Linked DNA regions of Homo sapiens: all the other regions are linked to region 2. Evidence: chromatin contacts called from ENCODE Hi-C or POLR2A ChIA-PET data. All regions are on one chromosome and are shown on one strand. Each heading gives the region's core, a stretch centred on a gene start or an enhancer-like site at or near the end of the contact. The rest is flanking DNA. Distances are from core to core; before and after follow the strand shown.

Region 1 (3,939 bases), core at 1-2,500, 560 kb before region 2:
TGAGCACTGAAGGAACCCGGGTCCCATAAGCCCGTGCTTCTATGGGGGCTGCCCCCTCTCCCATCGCAGGGTAACTGGCACCAGGCTGTTAAGCTGTGGATGGGCAACCGCACAGTGCATTGGATGTGAGTATTTCAGTACGTGGAGCTGGCCAGTGGAGCCGGCCGAGGTCAGGCAGAGCGTACAGCAGCGCGCGTGTCCGTGGGGAGGGAGGGTCCTCCCGCCTCCCCGCCTCCCCGCCAGGCCAGTCCTGTTGCGCCTCCTCCTGCCCCACTCTGACTTTCCAGCGCCCAGGCCGGGGCGCCGCCAGGGCGTCTCTGAGGGTCGCGCCCCGATACCTTCCTCCACCCCACGGCTTCTTCCCCCCAAGGGCGGGGCTGGGGGCCCAGGAGCACCACAGCCCCCATGGGCCCGGGAAATGGCAGCTTCGTCATGGCCCAGCCCGCCACGCTCACCTTTTCCCACCACCTGGAGGATCCACTCTCCGTCCGTCCTTCCCGACCTCAGGCTGCAGAGGAAACCTGGGGGCGGGGGTCGAGGAAGCCGAGCCCCGAGGCTCCCAGCGCCGCCCCAGGAGGAATCTTGCGGGCCACTAGAAGCTGTGCGCGCGGCCGGGCTCGGCCCCCACAACGGCCCGAGCGGCCGGGCCTGCCGCGAGCCTCCGCGTCCAGGTGGGGTCTCCGCGCCCCCATTCCACCCCTCCCCGCCATCGGCGCTCCCCGCAACTGCGGGGTTTCCACCCGCCCCGGCGCTCGCGCCCACTCACGGTCTCCCTCGCCCCCCCGGGAGATGCTCCCGGCGTTCTATCCCGCCCCGCCCTGGCGCGCCCCGCAAACGATGTGACCCCGGCCCCCTGCGGTCTCCCCTCCTCCGGACGCTGCCCCTGCCCCACCTGTGGCGCTCCCGTCATCTCTAGAGCCCCCAACCAGAGTCCTCCAGCCCACCCGCGAGGCTCGCGCACCTGCGATGCGGCCCCACTAGCAGGGACCCGCCCACCTGTGGCGCTACCCCTGCCTCTGCCGCCTCCCGCACCGCTAGCGCGGCCCCCACCTACGACGACCCCCGCGTAGATGCTCCTGCCCACACCCGCCCCAGCCCCGGCCCCTGCCCCTAGCCGCGCCCGCGCCCCCTCCCCCGCAGCCCCTCCCATACGCTCGGGCCCCGCCCGTCACCGCCCATTGGCGCTGGGGCCGGGCGGGGGCGCGGGCGGGGCGGCGGTTCCGAGTCAGGCGCGCGCGGGCAGGGTCCCCATTGCCTGCTGCGCACCCGGACGTGCGGCTCCCCTCGGCCTCCTCGCCATGGACGCGGACGACTCCCGGGCCCCCAAGGGCTCCTTGCGGAAGTTCCTGGAGCACCTCTCCGGGGCCGGCAAGGCCATCGGCGTGCTGACCAGCGGCGGGGATGCTCAAGGTGCGCGCCCCCCTCCCGGCGGCGAGGGAGGGACGGACGGACGGAGCTGGGGAGAACCGGGCGAAGGCGATGGGGTGACCGGAGAGAAGAGGGGGGAAGCGATGGGGGGGACCCGGGGAAAGGTGGCGAAGCGATGGGGAGAACCGGGGAGAAGAGCGGGGAAGCGATGGGGAGAACCGGGAAGAAGCCCGCGCCCGGAAGCGGCAGGGGTACCTGCGGGGCGGCATGAGCCGGCGAGGCAGCCCCGGGGTCCTTGCCCGGTGGGGCGGGGGAGGAAGGGACATGGCGGTAGGAACCTCCATCCGGAAGATCAGTGAGTTTTCCACCTTCGGTTTTGTTTTAAATGGAACCTGGCAGAGGGAGTCGCCTGAAGCGCCCTCGGGGGTCGTTCTGCCTCTGAGCTGTAGGACGGGGCCGGGCGTCCCCTCCGAAGCGTGGGTACAGCGCGATCACTTCCTAAGTGCCCCCCCGCCCCCCAACTCCGCCGCACGCCACCCCCTAGAATGTCGAGGAAGAAACGGCTGGGTCCCCGCGCGCCTCCTGTCGCCTCGTGCCCTGCGCGGCGTGGGCGGGGTCCTGGCTGCTGCAATGCGGGACGCGGCGGGGGTGCGCGGGGTTCCCGCCTGGCGTCTCCAGGGCGGTCCGGCAGCCCCTCGCGTTTCCGCTGGGAGATTTTTAAAAAGGGTTTCCTGCGCTCGCATGTGCTGTCGCCTTCCGGCTCGTGACAAAAACGAAAACCAAAATGGGTCCCAGGCCCTCCCCGCCAGCCTCCGCAGACGGGAAGGATCAGGAAGCGGGGACTCCGGGATGTCAGCGGCGCCGCGGCGCGGGCTCCGGGCTTCCCTGCCCTGCAATGTGGAAGCTGCTCTCTAGGAGGGGCCCGAGGCTGGGCCCACGGACGCGGGCGCGCCGGGAGGATATTTAACATTGAAGAGCGGAAGGTGGCGGAGACTCGGCGCGCCCCAGGCCCCGGGTGCACGTGGGGGCGCCGGTGCCCGGATGATGGAGTGTCCCGATCCGTGCAATCCCTGGCGGGTAGATCGGCGCTTCCCAGGCGAACGCAACCTGGGAGCCTTAGCGATCGCGCAGGCTGGAGACGCGGCGCGCCCCGAGCTGGGTTTTGATTTTTGTTTTCCCGGTTCCTCCTGCCGCAGATGCGTGGAAAGGCCCGGATGGCGGATTTCCTCCCGTTTCGGGGCCGCGCACTGCACAGGGTTGGAGCGGGGATGCACCCCCTGCCCACTGCGCGGGTGACCTTCCCTTCGCCCTTGAGCGCGCGGGGCGGGCGCGGGTGCCGCAGGTTGAGGCGCTGTGGGCGCCGCCCCGCCCGCCACGAGCGCCTACGTGATGCCCGGCCCGTCGTCTCCACGAGCCCCGGCCCCGACACCCGTGCGCCGCGCGCTCCCCAGGCCCGCAGCGCAGCCTCCCCAGGCCCAGCGCCCCCCGCGGGAGACCCGGGTGGCAGCGCCAGGCCCCGCCCCGCAGCCCGCCCTGCAGCGCCCCCGGGAAGTGCTCTGGCGTTAGCATTCCAGTAAAAGGACCCCAGCATCAACGTTCTTCCTGCAGGGCTGGGTTCTCAGAGAAAGAAAACGTGATGCAGCAGAGGATGGGATTGAAGAAACAGGAGAGTGAAGTGGAAATAGCCTGGCCCGCGTGACTTAAACCGGCCCGGAGATGTGCGGGTACGAATGGAGCCGCCTTGGGGTCGGGATAGGACCCAGAGTGGCTTCTCAGTCAAAGGCCTTCAGAAGCAGAGGGAGCACCTTGAGTGACCTTACCTGGGCCGCGAAAGACAAGAAACCTTTGGCACAGGAAGAGGAACTGATCTCTGGAAGCCACCAGGGCGGGTGGAAAGTCAGGGTTTCAAGGTTATTTTGGAATTTAGGTGCTGTGGGCCTTGTACGGTGGCTCATGCTTGTCATCCCAGTGCTTTGGGAGGCCGAGGCAGGAGGCTCGCTTGAGCCGAGGAGTTCCAGAGCATCCTGGGCAACATAGTGAGACTCTGTGTCTACAAAAAAAAAGAAAGAAAAAAAATTAAGATACTGCATGTATTGGAAAATATTTATGGGTCATTCCTTTGAGCTCCATGTCCAAAAGCTTGCTAAAATGCGCGGGAGTTTGTGTACAGGCATGTGAGATTAGGATACATTGGCAGAATCGCGGTGTTCTCTGTTACCCTGGTTTTGCCACCTGGGAGGAGTTAGACATATTGAAGGTTAGTAAGTCCACGCCTCTTCTTTTCTGGGGAAAATGATACTTTGGAAACCAATATTATGTGGGGAACGCGGCTTGGTTGCTGCAACCTCGGGTTAATAGGAGACAGCTGCCCTCAGCTCTGCAGGTGGCATCAAATATGGTGGCCTCGAGCCCACATGGGTCACACCTGGGCTGTCCCTGGGGAAGCCCGCCATGGCGGGTCGCCTGGGCACTCTTTCCCTGGCAGAGCTGAAGTCACAATTTTTTTGTAGACTCTGTAAAGAGCTTTACCCTTCGGTGATACGATCTTGAACCTGTTGGAGCATTTGGACG
Region 2 (3,676 bases), core at 8-2,507:
TTTTTGAAGCCAGACTCGGTACTTTTTGGTATATTGGGCTCAGAGTCTCACTGGTACTAAGCTTATTTGATGCTTTGGTGTGTTGGGCACAGAGCTTTCCCTGGTATGTAGCTTATTTGTAAGTTTCTATAAATTGTTGCAAGTCAGCTGTAGGAAAAGCAGGCATCTTGAGAAGTCCTGGTAATTATTCCAGAGCACTAGGCTTACATTAAAAAATAAAAAAAAAACTTAGCCCAGAGTGTTGTGAAAAAGACCAATGGAGATTATCATTTAGCTACCTAAGAAGAGTGTAAAGAAAACAAATTATTATCCTAAAATACTAGTGATGATTTACCTAATTAATCTTTGACAGCTTGAAATGTGTCCTCAGCAAACGGTAATGTGGTAGTGTGTGCTCAAGGAACACTAGATTAATGAAGCACAGATATAAAAATTGCATCTGTTAGATTATGTAATTCTCTCTGAGTAATTTTAATTACTGGGTATTTCAGGACCTTCCAAATCTTCTTAGAACAAAAATGTCTTATTTTATTTTTAAGAAAACTTACTTTGAGTTTTCCATCACGCTAAATATTTTACTCATCGAGACCTTTTTTAAATTATAAGACTTTTTTTTTCTTTCTTTGATTTTGGCAGCATGGGAGAAGGAAGGTAAATGAACATAGAGAAGTTATCTAACAATTTGTTTTCATTTAACATTCAACAAGGGAGAGATTTGTTTCCTCTCCAGATTTTAAGAGATTTAAATAAGGTCGTTTATGTTCAGCTCAGTTAAGCTACTGATGATCATTCTGTTCTCTTGGCAGTAAAGTGTCCTCAGCCTATTATTTCTTTAGAACAATAAAATAGCCCGGGCTGCCCAAGCCATCATCCTACAATGGGTAGAACCATGCATAGATTATTAGCTTGCAACCACACTTCTGCCTCTATTGGATCATGGCAAGGGGGCCTGACAGCATAGACCTGCTTCTTGATAGAACAAAAAAAGAAGGCTAGCCCGTTCACGACAAGATCATTTACTAAGAAAATATTCAATACTCAACAATTGCAAGTCTTGGGACATTTAGAAAATAAAATAGACTTACACTCCTTGAAGTCATCCCAGGAGAATTCTTCCGGTGAAGACTAAGGTGATCATTCAGCCCCTCGCTCGTTGGGGAGAGAGAGTTAAGTCACAACTGAGATGAGAACATTGGTCCATGGCATTGTGAAATGGATATGCGCGTTAGTATAAAGGGCATCACTTAGTTCATTTCCATCTGGCCAGTGTTTATTCTGTGCTTTTTGTATAAGGCGAGAGTGCAAAGAGGTATGACCAGTCCTCTAGGAATCCCTAGCCAGTAAAAAACTTTTGTCAAAACAGAGGAGAATTCCTCTTCTAGCAATGTCCATCTAGCTGGCTTCTGACTCACCTTCCAACTCAAAACAATGAGACATACTATGTGTTAAATGTATCAATATATACACACACACAATTAAAATCTGTTTGAAACTATAGGGCTCCCAAAGTAGAAACCTCAGATTTCACAATTAAGAAAACTGAACACCAGTTAAAATTTCAGTTTCAGATAAGCAATAGGTAATTTTTAGTTCATGTATGTTCCAAATATAGCATGGGACACGTGTCAAAAGTTATTAATTGTCTCTCTGACGTTTCAGTGTAACTTAGTGTCACACATTTGCCTACAGCAAAGCAGGGAGAACCTGAGGGGCTACCATTCAGGACATCCTGACAGACGGGGCTTGTTTTCCCTGTGAGGCACCTGTTGATTCTAAGCACGGCAGCTTAGAAGCAGAGAGGACAAGTGAGATTGCAGAACACCTGTGGAATTCAAGGGACACAATTTGACTGTGCCGGCCCACCAATGAATAAGGCCTTTATTCAACACTCCTTTGGCTAAGGTGTAGGAATAAGGAGTGCTGTGAGTTTCATTGCATCCTCAAAAGGTGGTTTAAGTCCTAATCCCTGTGGCCTGTGAATGTGACCTTCTTTGGTGATAGCGTCTTTGCAGACGATCAAGTTAAGATCATTAGAATGGGCCCTTCTCCAATACGATGGTGTCTTTATAAAATGGGCAGATTTGGACACAGACAAGCACATGAGGAGAGCACCATATGAAGATGAAGCCGGGGATGCTGTGATGCTTCCACACATCAAAGACCGTCAGCACAACCCCGGAAGCTAGGAGAATGCCTGGAGTAGATTCTTCCTCACACCTTCATGAGAAACCAGTCCTGTCGATGAGAGAGAATATATTTCTGCTGTTCTAAGCCACCAGTTTTGGTAACTTTGTCATGGCAGCCTTGGGAAACTAAAACAAGGGTCAAGTGGAGGCAGCACTGCCCTTGGAGGGTTGAGGCCCAGCTCACTCCATTGCTGCAAATCCTGTCTAAATCATCTCCCTTTGCTAAGTGCTCCCAAACACCCAGCTTGTCAGAAACCAAAAATAAGCCATCCTAGGAGGAGTACAGTAACATTCAAGGCCTCAGGATATTTCCACATACGCCATGTTCAGCACCATATCAAAACAACCAGGCGTAGAATAAAACAAAACGGAAACTACAGCAGCAAAAGAAAAAAAGAAGTTATGAAAAGATGCTCAAAACAATGAATCCTCAGGAAAATAAACACACTGAAATCATAACATTGTCCTTTCACATCCTTACCAAAATGTCTTTAATTTAAAATGCTGATGATGCCAGGTGTTGGCTAGAGCTCTGCCTCTCAGAGTGTAAACTGGGGCGAGTATGCTGGAAAAGTATTTAGTGTTATCTACTAAGTTTTAACATACTCACTTCCTGTGCCCCAGTAACTGTATGCCTTGGCTTATCCTTCACACAAATGTGCACATATATGCAGCAAAAAACACAAACACAGATATCCATAGCAACATCGTTCATAATAGCTCCCAAATGGAAACAACTCAAATGTCCATCAAGAGTAGACAAATAGAATTCCATACACCAATGAAAAGGAACACGCTCAAGATGCATACAGCAACATGAGTGTAGCTTTCAAGCATGGCATTCAGTAAAAGAGCCAGAAAGAAAGCTCTATGTATTGGGTGATTCTATTTACATAAAGTTTGAGATGATAAAAACTAACTAGGGCATTAGAGTCCTGGAACAGAGCTCATCTTTTGGAAGCAAGGTGGACAGAATACCAAGAAAGGAGTACTTCTCTTGCATGGGTGGGTTCTATTTCTTGATCATAAAGGTAGCTATACCATTGTGTTTACTTGGTGATAGTTTGTCAAGCTATACGCTTATGACTTGAGTAATTTTTGTATCTGTTTTTATGGTTACAATTTTAAAAATTATCTATTTTTCATTTTTGGCTTCCATAGGTTTTGGAGGAACAGGTGATACTTGATTACACGAGTAAGTTTGTTGGTGGTGATTTGTGAGATTTTGGTGCACCCATCTCTCAAGCAGTATACATTGCACCCAATTTGTAGTCTTTTATCCCTCACCCCCTTCCCACCCTTTCCCTTGAGTCCCCAAAGTCCATTGTGTCTCTTTTTTTTTTTTTTTTTTTTTGAGATGGAGTCTCGCTCTGTTGCCAGTCTGGAGTGCAGTGGCACAATCTACCTCCTGGGTTCAAGTGATTCTCCTGCCTCAGCTTCCCAAGCAGCTGGGACTATAGGTATGTGCCATCATGCCCAGCTAATTTTTT
Region 3 (3,616 bases), core at 819-3,318, 890 kb after region 2:
ACAATAGCTGTCATTCTCTCTTACTTTTAAGTATAGTTTTATGCATGATCTATAGATCTTAAAAAAATTCAAGAAGTTTTAAAATCCATAATTTATGTCTCAATTCTTACTCTATATATTCTTATATCAGCAGCCCTGGTATACCATAACATCTTTGACAAACCCTGGGTTCTGTTCACCTTATAAGGCATCTTCTCCAATGGAATGCAGCCAGCCCTGTGTATTTCATCAACCTTCAAAGATCAGTTCTGTTTCAGTGCAGGATGACTGTGTTTTGGCAAGAAGCAACGAAGTCTTGAGTGTGTGGAGGATTTAAAAATCAATCTAATCTTTCATAACAGCACCAATGGCCCTTTTAGTTTTAATGTCCCCAAATAATAAAGGATGGTTGTTGAACTGGATATAGCAGGCTTAGCAGATTGTTTTTCTAATTGGTGTTTTTTTCATCTTAACTTCAACCTTGGCATTTTCCTTCTGGATTTGAACACAGCATTTCCTCAAGTGGGCGCCAGAGGAACTTGAGAACCCCAGCCTTTGTGCACGGCTGTGCAACCTGGACTTTGTCGAGACAGGAGTGCATTACCATGACATTTAAGGAGGAGAACAAGCTGCTCTGAATTGTGTCAATCTCACTTGTGATCTATTTTTGAACAATGTACTAGAAAGATATTCCCGTTCACACAGAACTAGTGATTTACCCTCTGGTGGATTCTACCCCTCCAGCTACTTGGCGATAAATAAAGCCAGAGTGGAGAGAGAGTGTAAATAAAAATTAACTGTACCCAATTGGCTCCCCAATGCTTTCATTTATGCATGCTTGTTTGATGAGGTACTTTTCTATTTTTTTTTTTTTTTTGAGATGGAGTCTCACTCTGTCTCCCAGGCTGGAGTGCAGTGGTGCAATCTCGGCTCACTGCAAGCTCCGCCTCCCGGGTTCACGCCATTCTCCTGCCTCGGCCTCCCGAGTAGCTGGGACTACAGGCACCCGCCACCACGCCTGGCTAATTTTTTGTATTTTTTAATAGAGACGGAGTTTCACCGTGTTAGCCAGGATGGTCTCGGTCTCTTGACCTCGTGATCCACCCGCCTCGGCCTCCCAAAGTGCTGGGATTACAGGCGTGAGCCACCGCGCCTGACCTTGATGAGGTACTTTTCAAGTCTTCTTAATTGCCATATAAAATAAGGCCTCTGGTAATCAAAAGCCCTAAAAAAAATGTTGGGGGGGGGTTGTCCACCTTGGTTGGGGAGGGTTGTCCACCTTGGTTGGAGGGGGTTGTCCACCTTGGTTGTGGGGGGGTTGTCCACCTTGGTTGTGGGGGTTGTCCACTTTGGTTGTCTTCAAATTTTCCTTGTTGGTTTTTCACTTTCCAACTTCATTGCCATTTCAGTAACTCCTGGGGGTATATGGCACCCCGCAAACCTGGCGCTGCCATGGCCGGACAGAGAATCCAGGAGCTCTGATCCTCCCACCAATACCTACTGTGGTGTGGAAACTCTCCTGTCTCTTTTACTGAGCCAAGATAATGTTAGACAGCCTTCAAAGAAGTGCTTTAACAATTAAGAGAGCGAAAGAAATATATGTATAGAAAGAGAAAGAAACAGAGACAGACAAGCAGATACACACACACACAGAGGGAAAGAGAGAAAGCTGGAGGGGAGAGAATAGATAGGAAGAAATATAGAGAGATATATAAAGAGACAGAGAAATGGAGAGAGACAGATACATACAGAGAGAGATAGCAAGAGGGAATAGAAAGGGAGAAATGGAGAGAGAGGAATAGAGAGACAGAAAAATAGAGAGCAACAGATAGGGAGAGAAAAGCAAAATAGAACAGCAGTGCAGTAACACAGTATAAATTCCTAAAACAGTGTGTAGCCACACATTTATTTGGTCATCACTATGTACTGGTTTTTGGACGTCTGTCTCTTTATTCCCTTTGTCCTGAGTGGCTTGCTGTGGACATAGTCTCTATCTGGTTCTTGGGCTAGTGGTACTCTCTCTCAGGGAAACAGTGGCTCCACCCCTCGGCTCTACGTGAGTCTAGGGACTTCGGGCCTGGAAGTTGGAGACCTTCCTTCGTTTCACAAAATCTGCACCACATCAGGTTTCTCCTGCCACTAAAAGCAGAAAACAGCTCTTCCTTTTTCTGCGTCCGTGGGCGGTAACTGGCTGCCCTTTCAGTTCCCGTTTCCCGTCTAGGACGTCCTAATTTTGAACAGAACAAACAGCACTTGCAACACCCAACCCATCAGGAAATCCCGTTGTCTCTGCCTTTGGAAGATCCAGAACCTCATGGATTGTTACCATTTCCCAGCTACTCACCATTGCAGCTGGAAACACCGTCCTCTGTCACTGGATTCCCACGCGCACCCGCCAGCTCCCCTGCTCCAGAGCCTGGCTCCTTCCGCAGCAGCGAGAGGGTCCCCACGCAAGCCAGCCTCAGGTGCTCACTTCAGCAGCACATCTGCTAAAACTGGAACATACAGAGAAGAGGAACCTGGCCCCTGTGTAAACATGACATGGAAATTCATGGGACATTCCATATTTTTATGAATATACTAAAAGCCGCTGAATTGTAGGCATTGAAAATAATACATTTTATGGCATGTGAATTATATCTCAATTCAGCTACTGTAAACTAAATAAACAAAAGTAAACCATGCCCATCCTCCGCTCAAAGCCCTGCAATGGTTATTTCATTCAAAGTAAAGTCTATGTTCTTAAAAAAGCCAAAAAGCTTCCTGTGATCTAACATCTCCCATTCCCATCATTTACAATCTGATTCTTTCTCTAGTTATTTTTCCCCTTACTTCAGGCGGATGCCAATTTGCACTGTTCCAGGAATGTGCCAGGTACCTCGCCCCCCTAGCTGTCCCTTGTTAAGAACCCCTGCAAAGACAGGGTGGACTCGCGGCCCCCAAATTTGGTTCAATGTTGAGATCAATGATGCCACACACACACACACACACACACCAAGACAGTATAACAAGGTGTATTTACATAATGGCAGAACAGGGCAAACCTCTTAAGCAGGTCTCAAACAGTGTGAAAGAGCAAGGAAAGGTGCATAGCTGGGGGTTTTACTGTGGTGAGCAGGGGGTTGGGGTTGGGTAAAGGTGCCCAGATTGAGGGCTTGCGTGATCTGAATCTCCTGCCAGTGTCCAAGTGGGAGCACTTGAGCTTTCTTCTCAGCTTGTCCAGATGTGGGACAAGCTGAAGAGAGGCCCAGGACAAACATTTGGCCAGTGAGGCTTAAATGTTTTCAAGCAGCAGAAACTGGAGTCAGCCTCTTTATCACACAGCTATTTAATAAAACCTCGGGAGCTCAGTAAGACCTATCCTGAGCACACCCTGCAAAATCCTCCTTCATACCTCATCGGCTTCTCCCCCATCTGTGTTCTTGGCTCGGGGTTGTCTTTTTCACACATCGCTGGCCACCTTCTAATGTGCCCTGTCATTTTCCTAAAATATTCAGAACTTGTTATCAGGGTTCCCCTGGGTCCTCTCCTGACCTGCTAAAAATGAACTGCTTGAGGGCAGAGGTCTTCCATCCAAATGCAGATGAATTCCGAGTGCCTGCAGCAGACCTGGCACCAAGCAGATGCTCCATACGTA

The links. A loop is a pair of places that touch in the nucleus more often than their neighbours do. ChIA-PET counts read pairs that join two places held with the same protein, here RNA polymerase II (POLR2A). Pooled maps may share reads with other maps.
Region 1: a pooled map shows a loop between it and region 2 (3-fold over the local background). The contact joins the promoter of PFKP here to the enhancer-like site in region 2. A Hi-C loop is called at or near these places in 1 of 50 pooled maps. POLR2A ChIA-PET finds 5 or more read pairs at or near these places in 2 of 52 experiments (activated CD8-positive, alpha-beta T cell and activated T-cell).
Region 3: a pooled map shows a loop between it and region 2 (3-fold over the local background). The contact joins two enhancer-like sites. A Hi-C loop is called at or near these places in 2 of 37 single-sample maps with no recorded cell type and 3 of 50 pooled maps. POLR2A ChIA-PET finds 5 or more read pairs at or near these places in 1 of 52 experiments (PC-9).

What each region holds. Positions count from the first base shown.
Region 1 is chr10:3,066,298-3,070,236 of GRCh38, forward strand. PFKP (phosphofructokinase, platelet) reads left to right here and starts at 1,251. Exons shown (of 22, transcript NM_002627.5): 1 at 1,251-1,410. The coding sequence starts at 1,299. LOC124902536 (wiskott-Aldrich syndrome protein family member 1-like) reads left to right here and starts at 273. Exons shown (of 1, transcript XM_047426132.1): 1 at 273-1,051. The coding sequence starts at 406. The coding sequence ends at 843. PFKP-DT (PFKP divergent transcript) reads right to left here and starts at 636. Exons shown (of 4, transcript NR_160681.1): 1 at 456-636. RefSeq lists silencers at 980-1,079, 1,090-1,489, 1,910-2,089, 2,503-2,683, 2,770-2,969 and an enhancer at 2,290-2,359.
Region 2 is chr10:3,624,879-3,628,554 of GRCh38, forward strand. The region is part of intron 1 of LOC105376360 (a long non-coding RNA gene); the gene reads left to right. Among named protein-coding and RNA genes, the nearest start is that of LINC02669, 120 kb to the left of the region's middle. Within about 2 kb of position 1,258, at least 2 of the 41 ENCODE cell types and tissues checked have a DNase peak (open chromatin) inside an H3K27ac peak, as active enhancers do.
Region 3 is chr10:4,512,508-4,516,123 of GRCh38, forward strand. It overlaps the pseudogene RNU6-163P. Among named protein-coding and RNA genes, the nearest start is that of LINC00703, 130 kb to the left of the region's middle. RefSeq lists an enhancer at 2,064-2,113. Within about 2 kb of position 2,069, at least 21 of the 41 ENCODE cell types and tissues checked have a DNase peak (open chromatin) inside an H3K27ac peak, as active enhancers do.